Regions from separate parts of the Homo sapiens genome. Here all the other regions are linked to region 3. Evidence: read pairs that join two places in POLR2A ChIA-PET (ENCODE). Cell type or tissue: MCF 10A. All regions are shown on one strand.

The links. Peaks named below come from ENCODE experiments on the same cell type or tissue, not always from the same donor. Only the 100,000 strongest peaks of a DNase experiment are listed, where the experiment ranks them.
Region 1: POLR2A ChIA-PET joins it to region 3 with 8 read pairs; 1 of 35 experiments calls an interaction of 5 or more read pairs at or near these places.
Region 2: POLR2A ChIA-PET joins it to region 3 with 5 read pairs; 2 of 35 experiments call an interaction of 5 or more read pairs at or near these places.

Annotation. Positions count from the first base shown.
Region 1 is chr12:131,109,958-131,113,957 of GRCh38, reverse strand. The region is part of intron 18 of ADGRD1 (adhesion G protein-coupled receptor D1); the gene reads right to left. Among named protein-coding and RNA genes, the nearest start is that of LINC01257, 53 kb to the left of the region's middle. In MCF 10A, no CTCF peak of the experiment used is centred here; DNase peaks (open chromatin) are centred at 1,087 and 1,777.
Region 2 is chr12:131,262,976-131,266,975 of GRCh38, reverse strand. No RefSeq gene overlaps it. Among named protein-coding and RNA genes, the nearest start is that of LINC02415, 33 kb to the left of the region's middle. In MCF 10A, no CTCF peak of the experiment used is centred here; a DNase peak (open chromatin) is centred at 2,095.
Region 3 is chr12:131,165,411-131,169,410 of GRCh38, reverse strand. The region is part of intron 1 of LINC01257 (long intergenic non-protein coding RNA 1257); the gene reads right to left. Among named protein-coding and RNA genes, the nearest start is that of LINC01257, 2.4 kb to the right of the region's middle. In MCF 10A, no CTCF peak of the experiment used is centred here; a DNase peak (open chromatin) is centred at 1,880.

The sequences.
Region 1 (4,000 bases), 55 kb after region 3:
CTGTATCCATAAAGAAACTATAATAAACTCTAGATAGTTGGCCATCAGTCAGCCTCTAAATCCTCCCTGATGAGGTCAGATATCATCAGAAGGAGCAGCTCTCCTCTCTGGGGCGTCACAGAGGCCTGAAGAAGCAGGTCATGCGTGACCTGGAGGGAGGGCAGAGGACACGGGCCTCAGGACCAGCGTGTGCAAAAGCATCCTCGTGATGATACAGCATGAGCAGTGAGGCAGGACGGAGGACGTCCGTGGTGACTCGGGGAGCTCCCTGCATGACCAGCCGCAGTCTGGAGGTGGCTGCCCAAGTGGCCTCTTCAGTCTCCCCAGGGAGCCACGAGGGGAGCACAATTTACCTCCACTTAATCCTCAGATAAATTACATTTGCCAACTCAAAGCACAAAGTAAGCCTGTTTACCTGCTACTTGCATAACAAAGACTGTGAAAATTAAACGTATTTGAAACAAGTAGCAGGTCCCTCATGTCTGGTCAGTGTTTTACAACAACTGCGAGAATGCTAAGTGTCAATGCACAGCCCAACCTAGAGCCTCCAGTGCTCACTGGGACCCCTTGGGATGGGCAAGGGCAAAGCTCAGCAAAGAAGCCACATCACTGGGGAGCTGACTTCTAGAATGACAGCACAAGTCGCTCAGCAGACCCCTCCCCAGAGACAGCTATCACTGAAAAAAAAAAGTTTTAAAAAACATAATCATTTAAAGTCTCTGTACATTTTCCTAAGGGTTTACAGCAAATTGAGAAAAACTGGCTCAAGAAAATCTACTAAATCTTGTTAAGAAGACTGAGTCTGTGGCACTTCAGCCAAAACCTGCTTCCCTGCCCAGCTTGGTGTGAGAGAGGCTCTGCTCCAAGTAGGTGTGGGCAAGAAGACAGGGCTCCACTCCCTCCAGCTCCCAGTCCAGGGCTACGGTATCTCCCCAGGCTGGGGGAGGTGGGGAAGGCTGCCCGCATTTCTCATTCCCCCCAACTTTGTGCTTTAGAAGCTCTACTCCAGATAAAAGCAGCTGAAAGGTTGGGACTCCCTTCCTCCTCCAACTCATAGTATGCAGGGTGTGGCAGGCTCAGAACACTGGGGCCTCACTGCCCTCATCTCTGTTGACTCATTGGGCAGAGGTTCTACACTGGGAGAGACAAGCTCTGAAGATTCGAAGCGATTTCCCCCACCCAGTGCCCTGCATGAGAGGCAGACATGTCACTCCACAAAAAGTGGGCCACTGTCCTTGCCTGCAGCTCCAGAGCAGTGCCTCAGGAATTCTTCCCAGGAAAAGAAGCTACCCATTAGGTTAGAGAACTCCAAAGTGCTCCCCATGGGAACTGATTTAAAGCAGAGTGGAGAAGTTCAAGCCTAAGGTAGTCTGGGAAAGAACGGAGCTTTGCAGCAGGGAACGAAGAGGAAGCTGGTGGCTCCGCGACAACACCAAGATAAACCATATTCCGGCTGGTTTACTGGAGACAGCCAGGGAAGAGACAGCTCAGAAGAGCCTTCCTGGGGTCAGAACAAACCTCAAAGACTGGCCTCAAAAATACCCCTACGAAGGGGCCTGGATTTAATCAGATCAAGCTGTAGAGCATCATGTGCCCCAAGCTATTGTTGGGAACAACAGAGCCATAGGCTGGCAATGAGTGGAACCTAACAGATGGTGTCATACAAACATAAGTAGAGAGCTTGAGAGAGAGGCCATGGAAAGAGACAGAGAGAGCCCTGCTAAAACCACTGCCATCCCAGGGTGACTGTACATGCCTAAGACTGCCCTCTGGGGAGTGATGTCAGAGGAATCACACCACAGGAGAAACAGACTGTGCTAAATAGTCCAGCCAAGTTACTAAACAAATAAATAAGCAAGCAAGGAGAAGCCATGGAAGGAGGGAATCAGAATCAAGGGTGGCTACAATGTGTCATCTAAGATGACAAGTCTTCAACAAAAAACTATGAGATATACAAAGAAACCAGAAAGTGTGACACACACATGGGGAAAAATCCAGGCAATGGAAACTGCCTGTGAGAAGGCTCAGTTGTCGTATTTATCAAAAAAAAAGAGACTTCAAAACAATCACTATAAATATGTTCAAAGAACTAAATGAAACTGTCATTGAAAAAGTAAAGGAATGCATAACGACCCTGTCTCATCAAACACAGAATAGCAACAAAGAGATCAAAATTCTAAAAAAAGAGCCAAATGAAAATTCTGGAGTCGAAAAGTATAATAACTGAAATTTTAAAAATCCACTAGAGGGGTTCCAAAATAGATCCAAAGTGGCAGAAGAATCAGTGAACTTGAAGAGAGATAAAGAAAGATTACGCAATTTGAAGAACAAAGAAAAAAAAAACAATGAAGAAAAATCAAGAGTCTTAGAAGCTGTACTGTAAGTGTACTCTAAATGTGGAACACCATTAAGCACACCAACCTACTCATAATGGGAATATTAGAAAGACAGGAGATAGAGAAAGGAACATAAAAAGTATTTCAATAAATAATGGCTGAAATGTTCCCAAATTTGATAAAGAGAATTAATCTACACATCTAAGAAGCTCAATAAACACCAAAAAGTGGGCCAGGCATGGTGGCTCACGCCTGTAATCCCAGCCCTTTGGGAGGCTGAAGTGGGCGGACTGCTTGTGCCCAAAAGTTCAGGACCAGCCTGGACAACATGGAGAAACTCTGTCTCTACAAAAATACAAAAATTAGCCAGGCATGGTGGCCTGTACCTGTGGTCCCAGCTACTCAAGAGGGTGAGGTGGAAGCATCACTTGAGGCTGGGAGGTGGAGGTTGCAGTGAGCCGAGATGGTGCCACTGCACTCCAGCCTGGGTGATTGAAACCCTGTCTCAAAAAGAAAAAAAAAAAGTAAACACAATGAGATACACACCCAGACACATCAGAGTTAAAATGCTGAAAGACAAAGAGAAAGTCCTCAAAGAATCAACAGAAAAACAATTCTTCAAATACAAGGGACCCCAGTAAGATTAAGTTTTGACTTATTATGAGAAACAATCGAGCCAGAAGGCAGTGAGATGACATAATCAAAGAACGAAAAGCAAAAAAGAATCTTATATCTAGAAAAACTACTTTTTAAAAATGAAGGTGAAATAAAGGGATTTCCAGATAAACAACAAATGAATCTGTTGCTAGCAGACATGCCTTACAAGAAATAACAAAGAAAGTTCTCCAGGCTGAAAGCAAATGACCCCAAAAAGTAATCTTAACACACACAGAAACATACATACACATAGCAAGCAACACCACCAGATGGAAACTCAAATTCACAGGAAAAAATACAGAGAACCAGAAATGGAAATCAGAAGGTTAATGTAACTCTATAAATATGTACTTGCTCTCCTTTTATCCCAGCTTCTTTAAAAGATACAAGATTAAAGAAATAGTTACAAAAATGTATTATTGAATTGTGCCTTATACAGATGTAACATGTATAGCAATAATCAGAGAACAAAGGAAAAGAGAATATGCCTATATAAAAATAATGTTTATATCTTATAATTTAGTATAAATTTGGAATAGATTCTAATATGCTAAGATGTATATAGTAAGCATTAGGTCAATCGCTAAGAAAATAACCAAAAAAAAAAAGTGAAAAAAATCATTAAGAGAATTAAAGTGTTACACTAGGAAATATTCACTTAATTCAAAAGAAAGAAGTAAAGGAAGAATAGAGAAACAAAACAGATAGTAGACATATAGAAAACAAAGAGAAAAATTGTTGATGTGAATCCACCCTATGTGTCATAACATTACATGGGAAAGGATTAAATGACCCAGCCAAAAGGCAGAAATTGCCAGACAATTTTTTAAAAATCCAGTTGTATTCTGTTTACAGGAGATATACCTTAGGTTCAAAGATACAAATAAGTGGAAAGTAAAAGGATGGAAAATATATATGCTCTGCAAACAGCAACTGCAAGAAAGCTGGAGCGAGTCTACTAATCATATGGGACGAACAGACTTTAAAACAAAACATAATACTAGAGA
Region 2 (4,000 bases), 98 kb before region 3:
TGTTTCAACAGCACTGCGGGCTCCACCCCCATCACCCTGCTCAGAAGGCATGGCTGCTCCCAGAGAGAGCCATGACCACCCTTCATGCCCCCTCATAAAGGTCCCTGTGTCCACCTCTCAGGGCAGCCTGGGGCGGCAGGACCCTTGCAGGGTCTGGTCAGCTGGTGAGACTGCCATCCTTCCTTGGGCCTGCTGTCCACGAGGCCTGCAGGCAGCTGAGCGACCCCATCCCTCCATCGGCAGGGACAGCCTGGTCAGGAGCGGTGGGAGCTGGGACCCTTCACTGGGGTCTTGTGCTCCCATGTGACCCCTCCCTCCCCCAGGGGGCCTCAAAGGGGACAGAGGCAACATCACAGCTTGACTGTGTTTTCAAGAAGGTGGGAGGATGTGCTGGCGGCTGGAAGATGAGGGTTTTCTTGAACACAGGCCTGGGATGGGAAGCTCGGGTCTCAGGGGTCATAGTGGCTGCTCTCTGAGCTCCAGGTCCCAGCCCATCTCCTTTCCCTCCTGCTGGCTGCCAGCTCCAGTTTTCACGGGTGTCTGAGTCTGTGCACTTGAGGTGACCATAGGACCCTCAAGGTCGCTTTGCTCTTCTCCTCCACCCGCTTTATGGAGGAAGAGGTCTTGCAGCTGTGGCCCACACTGATCAGTGTAACTTTCACAAACATTTCAACAGAAGACTTTTAAAAGACACAGAGGCGGTTCCCAGGCATCTTCAAAAGATGTTGCCCACATTGTTTTTTCTTATTGCAATGATTCACTGTAGAATGCCTGAAAACAGATATAATTATAGAGGAAATAAAAATTATAACTCCTGCACACACGTATATATGTAAAAGAGAAGATACTACCATAGACATAATGATAATACCAACTTTTTTCTTTTAAAATTACTTTTAATAGTGGTAAAATACACATAACATACAATTCACCATCTTAACATTTTTTAAAACCTTTTAATTGAGGAATGATTAACATACAAAAAGCTGTCCATATTTAATGTGTGGAACTGGATGGGTCTGGAGATGAGTGTACGCTCACGAAACCACTGCCACCACTGATGCCATAAACACACGAAACCACCGCCACGGCCGATGCCATAAACACACAAAACCACCGCCACCACCGATGCCATAAACACACAAAATCACCGCCACCGCCGATGCCATAAACACACAAAACCACCGCCACGGCCGATGCCATAAAAACCCTCTAAAAAGTTCCTCCCACCCTGTGTGTTTATTGTTTTTTTTCTGAGAGTGATAAGAACATTTTACATAAGATCTACCCTCTTAGCACACAACATGACTTGGAGACGAGGCTCCACGCCTGCAGCAGACCTCGGGGCGTATTCGTCTTGTGAGATGGTTTGGATCCATGTCTCTGCCCAAACCTCATGTTGAGCTGTAACCCCAGTGTTGGAAGTGGGGCCTGGGGTGGTGGTGTTTGGGTCAGCGGGGTGGACGTCTTATGGCTTGATGCTGTCTTTGTGATGGTGAGTGAGTTATTGAAAGATCGGGTCTTTTAAAAGCGTGTGGCACTCCCCACCGCCCCCGCTGGCTCCGGTTCTCCCTGTGTGATGTGCCTGCAGCGGCTTCACCTTCTGCCATGAGTAAAAGCTCCTTGAGGCCTCCCCAGAAGCAGAAGCTGCCGTGCTTCCTGTACAGCCTGCAGAACCAGGAGCCAATTCAACCCCTTTTCTTTGAAGTTACCCAGTCTCAGGTGTTTCTTTTAAGCAACGCAAGAAGGGACCAATACATATTGTATGAGCGAAACATGATGCCCTTGAACTCACAGCTCTCCCTCCCACTCCCCCAGCCCCTGGCACCCCCATGCTCCTCTCTGCTTCCACGAGCCTATTTCACATGCCTCATATAAGGGCATTGTGTGACATTGTCCTTCCGTGGCTGGCTCATTTCACCCAGCACAGCATCCTCCACGTTCATCCACGCTGTCTTAAATGGCAGGGCTTCCTTGCTTTTAGGCTGAATAATGCTCTGTTGTGTTGACATTCCACATTTCCAATATCCACTCACCGTCAGTGCCCGCTGGCCTCTCCCGCCTCTTGGCTGTTGTGGTTGTTGCCGTGTCCTCCCGCTGGGCGAGCCCATGCTGGGCGCACGGCCAGCATGCAGGTGGGGGAAGGAGCTGCATGGCCTGGTGGTTCCTCCCGTCCACTCACCCTGCTCTACTGGGTGCCTGTGCTCAGCCCACAGCATCCCAGCTTCAATGTAGACTCAGAAGCTACATCTGAGGCAGTGATGTGGAGTGAGATGCTTAGGGGACATCAAGGGGGCCAGGCAGTGGGGATGAGGAATGGCTCTTCCAGGGATTCCCAGCTGCCCGGCAGTGATGCTTCCCCATCAGTGCCCTCCTGTCCTTGTCCCAGCTCTCCAGGGACCACTGAGTCTGCGCTTGTTCTGCCCCACACCACCCCCAGCTCAGAGCCTGAAGGGTAGAGGGCAGCGCCACCTTCCTAAAGCACTGGGGGGCAGAGGGCCGGATATCAACGTGAGGGTTTGCAGCCCCTGTGACTACCAGCAAAAATCACTTCTCTCAAAGTCACCTGCACACTCCTGGCTACTCACTGCACAGCTCCTTGAGGGGCCTCCAGCCCTCTCCACTACCCCGACACACAGAGGATACACAGGGGTGAGCTGGATGCATTGATGAACTTGGAATGTCGTGGTCCCCAGAGGAGGCTCACAAGGTGCCCAGCAGCAGCTGAAGCAGAGCCTTGAGAAAGGGGCACGCCTGTTCTGACATCACCCCCTCCCTGCTGCAGGGAGAGGTGGCACACTCTCCCACCCACACCGCCTGGGCTCACTGTGTTAGGGTAAGGTGCTGGCAGGGATCATAAGGTTTGATTTCCAGAAGTCATGGGGGCTGGAGACGACCCAGGTCTGGGTCAACTTGGGAGAAATGGGAGGGAGACCTAGGGTTGCCAGATTAGGAAATAAAAAAGGAACGATGTGCAGATAGACGTCCATTTCTGCTAAAATATGCGTGTGTGCAAGGACATAGATATCTATGTATACACAGGTTTGCATTAGCGGTGGCAGTGGGGACCTTTCTATGACATCCGGGTGACATAGGCTGCCTTTACTTTGTGGGTGTCCTCGCCACAGCTGGGCCCCTGGGTGCTTTGCAAGGGACCATCCCCTCTCACGAGCCATCCTACTCCCCAAAGCACCTCCCTGCCCCTCCCGAGTGGCCCGCGTTCATAGGCACTCAGATTTTTTTTCAAGAGGAGCTCATGGTTGCTTATTTCTAATGTTCTATTTTGCTTGGAAAAGTTTGAGCCAGTCTGAATTTTCCTGTAAATTCAGGAAATTGATTAGTCCTGAAAAATGACTTGTTTTTTTTTTGTTGTTGTTATTGTTGTCTGAGACTGCTTCTCTTTGAAGTTTAGTGAAATGAGAAAGTAGCCTGGGGTTGATAAATCTGTATTGATTTTACCCGGAATACCTTACATCTTTTGATTTCAACCCTTCTTAGATTTCAGGAAAGCTCTCTTAATTGTATCTCTGGAATCTTCTCCATTTCACTTTTCTCTTCTCTGCAGAAACAAACTATGCAAACGCCTTACCTCTTTGTGCTTTCTTTTTTTTTTTTTTCTTTTTTTTTTTTTTTTTTGAGAGACAGAGTCTCGTTCTGTCACCCAGGCTGGAGTGCAGTGGCGTGATCTCGACTCACTGCAACCTCTGCCTCCTGGGTTCAAGCAATTCTCCTGCCTCAGCCTCCCAAGTATCTGGGATTACAGGCATGTGCCACCACACTTGGCTAATTTTTGTATTTTTAGTAGAGATGGGGTTTCGCTATGTTGGCCAGGCTGGTCTCGAACTCCTGACCTCAGGTGATCTGCCCGCCTTGGCCTCCCAAAGTGCTGAGATCACAGGCGTGAGCCACCGCGCCTGGCCCTGTTTGTGCTTTCATATGAATTGTTTTCTCTTTAATTCTTCTTGAAATTATTTCTGTTCCATTTATTTTGCAAATGTAT
Region 3 (4,000 bases):
TTGTGCCACTGCACTCCAGCTTGGGTGACAGAGTGAAAATCTGAGAAGAAAGAAGAAAGAAGAAAGGAAGAAGAAGAAGAAAGAAGAAGAAGAAGAGGAGGAGGAGTAGGAGAAGAAAAAGAAAGAAAGAAAGAAAGAAAGAAAGAAAGAAAGAAAGAAAGAAAGAAAGAAAGAAAGAAAGAAGAGGAGGAAGAGGAAGAAGAAGAAACAATTCCAGTTTTTGTTTTTTTGTTTTTTTTTTGAGATGGGGTCTCACTCTGTCACCCAGGCTGGAGTGCGGTGGCACGATCTGGCTCACTGCAAGCTCCGCCTCCCGGGTTCACGCCATTCTCCTGCCTCAGCCTCCTGAGTAGCTGGGACTACAGGCGCCCGCCACCACGCCCAGCTAATTTTTTGTATTTTTAGTAGACACGGGGTTTCACCATGTTAGCCAGGATGGTCTCGATCTCCTGACCTCACGATCCACCCGCCTCGGCCTCCCAAAGTGCTGGGATTACAGGCATGAGCCACTGCGCCCGGCCTACAATTCCAGTTTTTATTCTAATATTGATTTCTAGCTTCATTCCATAGTAGTCAGAGAAGAGACTTCATATAATGTCAATCTTTTTAAACTTGGTGAGGCTTGTTTCGTGACTTAGTATATAGACTATCCCGGAGAATGTTCCATGTGCATTTGTTAGGAATGTGCATTTGGTTGTTGTTCGTCTTCTACTTCTTATTCGTCTCTGTCTATAAGTTGTACCCATTATTGAAAGTGGTCCCTCTTTCTTCTCTTTTTAATACTCACACATATAAGGCATATTTAAATGACCCCCAAAACAATGGAACATCCCTCAAGAAAATCTTTCAGCATCCTTACAGCTGGAGGTATCCCCTTCACCCATTTCCAGGCATATTTCACACTTCCTCTCCTGCCACTCACCATCCAGCCCCTCCTGCTCTCTACAACCCCACATCTCTCAGGATGGATGATACTCTGCAGCCTGCAGGTAAGGGCTGCAGCTTCACCTGACTAACGCTTCTTAGACTCAGGGAGATAGCAGGGGTAGATCCTGCAACAACAGAACACAGCTGAAGTTCATCACATTGGTGAAAAAGTGTAAGTTTTCTGGAAATCTAGAATGTTTAACGTATTAGGAGTGAAGTCAAAATAACCTTCGTGGTATACAGATAGTGCAGATTTCATCCTGCTGCCATCCCACCATCTCTGCTCCCCAAATCTCTGACATGTGAGTTGATTTACAGGACTTGATCTCCCCACTGATGCTCACACCCAGCATCCAGGGGAGGGCCTGGTCCACAATCCACACTCAACAAAGATCAGGTTAAAGAGTGAATGTCAGGGAAGTGTGGAAGGGGGGCCAGGTTCCCAGGGCCATTCAGCCTGCTCCTTGTCATGGACATAGACTTATACCTAGGCTCAACATCATCATAAGAATTCAATGTGGGCTTTTCCCAGGAAGTCATCACCGCCACAGGCCACAGACAACGTTCTAAGATCTATGCCAGAGCTGGTACAGCTGGTGATCAGAAAAGCTGAGAGAAATTGCCCAACTACTCTATAAATAATGGTGTGTGATTCAGACTTGCCAGTGATAGAAAAAAAGAAATGACCCCCTCCCTGAGAACCTTTCAAAAATACCAGAAGATCATAGCAAGCAAAGAGCAGTTTCTTAACAAAATCAATCTTTCAATGTATCATTTCACAGTTAGGACACAAAAAGCACAAACACAACATTCTCAATAGAAAATAAAAACACTTCAGCAGATCACACACTTTCCAATGTGTTTCTTTGCCCCAGCATTTCTAGGAAGTCGTTCTGCTGATCCTCTGCCAAGTCTGCTAAGCAAATGGCAGCGTCAGCACTCTGCTAAGTGGGTAATTCGCTCTCAGGATTCCAGTTCATGGTGGTGGTTATTTGGGGCTGACTCACCCTGTTCTACCTTTCAGGATACTGGTGAGCACTGCCAGCGTTCTCTCCTGGGCAGCTGGACGCATCCTTCTCAGCACATTTGTTTCTATTCTCCATCCTAAGGTCAGCTCTCCCCACCCAATACCTTGCACATACACCCCTGGCCTCAAGTGGAGCTGCCTTCCAGTCTCTGCAAGCTGAAGGGCAGCTTTCCTTTACTTCCAGAACCATAACCACCTATCTTAGATTCCCACTACGGCCCCAACAAATCACCACAAACTTAGTGGCTTAGACAACACAAATATTTTCTTGCAGTTCTGTAAGTCAGAAGTCTGACGTGGACCTCACTGGACTAACATCAAGGTATCCACAGGCTGTGTTCCTTTTTGGAGACCCTAGGGGAGGATAATTTGCTGACACATTCAGGTTGTTGGCAGAATTCATTTCCTTGTAGTTGTAAGACTGAGACCCCTGTTTTCTCTCTGCCTATCGGCTCAGCCTTCCCAACTTCTAGGGGCCATGTGCATGCCTTGGCAGCTTTCTCTACCTTCCAAGCCAGCAACAGGGTGAGGCTCTCTCAAGCTTTGAATTTCTCCTCCTTCTGACTCATCTCTCTGACCCAGCTGGGAAAGTTATCCTATCTTAGGGACTCACATGATGACACTGGGCTCACCTGGACAACCCAGGATGCTCTCCCTATCTCAAGGCCAATACCTTTAGTCACATCTGCAAAGCCCTTTTTCCCATGTGAAGTAACATATTTATACATCCCACAGATTTAAGTATGGACATACTGGGGGGGCGTGATTCTGCTAACCACACCATCTCTGTTCTCCCCACTATTTCCACACACAGATGCTGTCCTGTGATATGTTGAACTGCTTGTCTGTCCATCTCATGTAACATGAAAGTCAAACTTTCTCAAGGTCAAAAACAGTATCACCATTTCCAAAGATCCATTCAGTGAATATGAGTTGATGCAAAGTTGGAATCTTCAGAACACCCTCGGGCACATGGCTACAGGAGAAATGGAGCGGGTGGGCTGGATGAGCTGGTGAGAGCATGCCCCCAGGAGGGAATGTCCACTGCTCAGCCATGGCTGCCATTTGAGAATGGGGCCTGAGGTAATCAGAGTCCTGACTGTTCAGGAAAATCAGAAACCTGGATTACAAACAAAACCTCTCAATTTTAAGCATCAGCCACTAATTCAAATGTTAACACTGATCATGTTAAGTAAACACCTGAGGATCTTGCCCAGCACGTGGTCCTCCAGCGTGACGTCTCTGCCCTGGGAGATTTCTTATTTACCAGGAGCCCAGTGCCTCCTTCACAGGCCTGCAGATTAAATCTGATCTTGGTGACCATCATTTTACCCCCTCCCTCAGAGGATCCGATCCTGGGGCAGAAGGCTTTCCCCTGCCTCCTCTCCAGCTTCACCTGCTGCCCTACCTTCCTCCATCTCCCATTTCCCCCACTTCCAGCAGTTCCCTTTCACCCCACTGTGTGCACTCTTTAAGCCTTGGCCCTGCTGGTTTCCACCCCTGGAATGTCCTCTCCCATTGCCAGCCTGGTGAATCTGCCTTCATGGAGAGCCCCCTCCTCTGTGAAGCCTTCCTCCATTTCTCCAGGGGACTCTGGGCATCTTCCTCTAAGCCAGTATCTTCCCCATAATGGGCTGCCACCGTGCATGATAGATGTTCATGGATTCAACCAAATGTTTACTTACCACCTACTATGTACTAACAGCCTCTCAATCCTGAAAACATGGCAGTGAGCAAGACACACATGGGCTCAGCCCTCATCAAGACAGTGATGCCAGCTATGAAGGGAACCAAATTGGGTGAAACGGTGGAGAGTAGGGTAGGCTTGAAAAAGGAGGTCCCAGAGGGGGTTTCTGGAGAGGTAACTCTCCCACTAGAATGATGGGAAAGAGTTGACACCCAACTGGCTGTGGGAAGAGCTTTCCAAGCAGAAGGAAAAGCAAGTGCAAAGGTCCTGAAGTAAAGAAAAAGGAAGATAATCACAGAGGCAGAGCAGGTTGGGGGTGGAGAAAGTCAAGCATATGACGCTGAGGAAATGAAGACAGA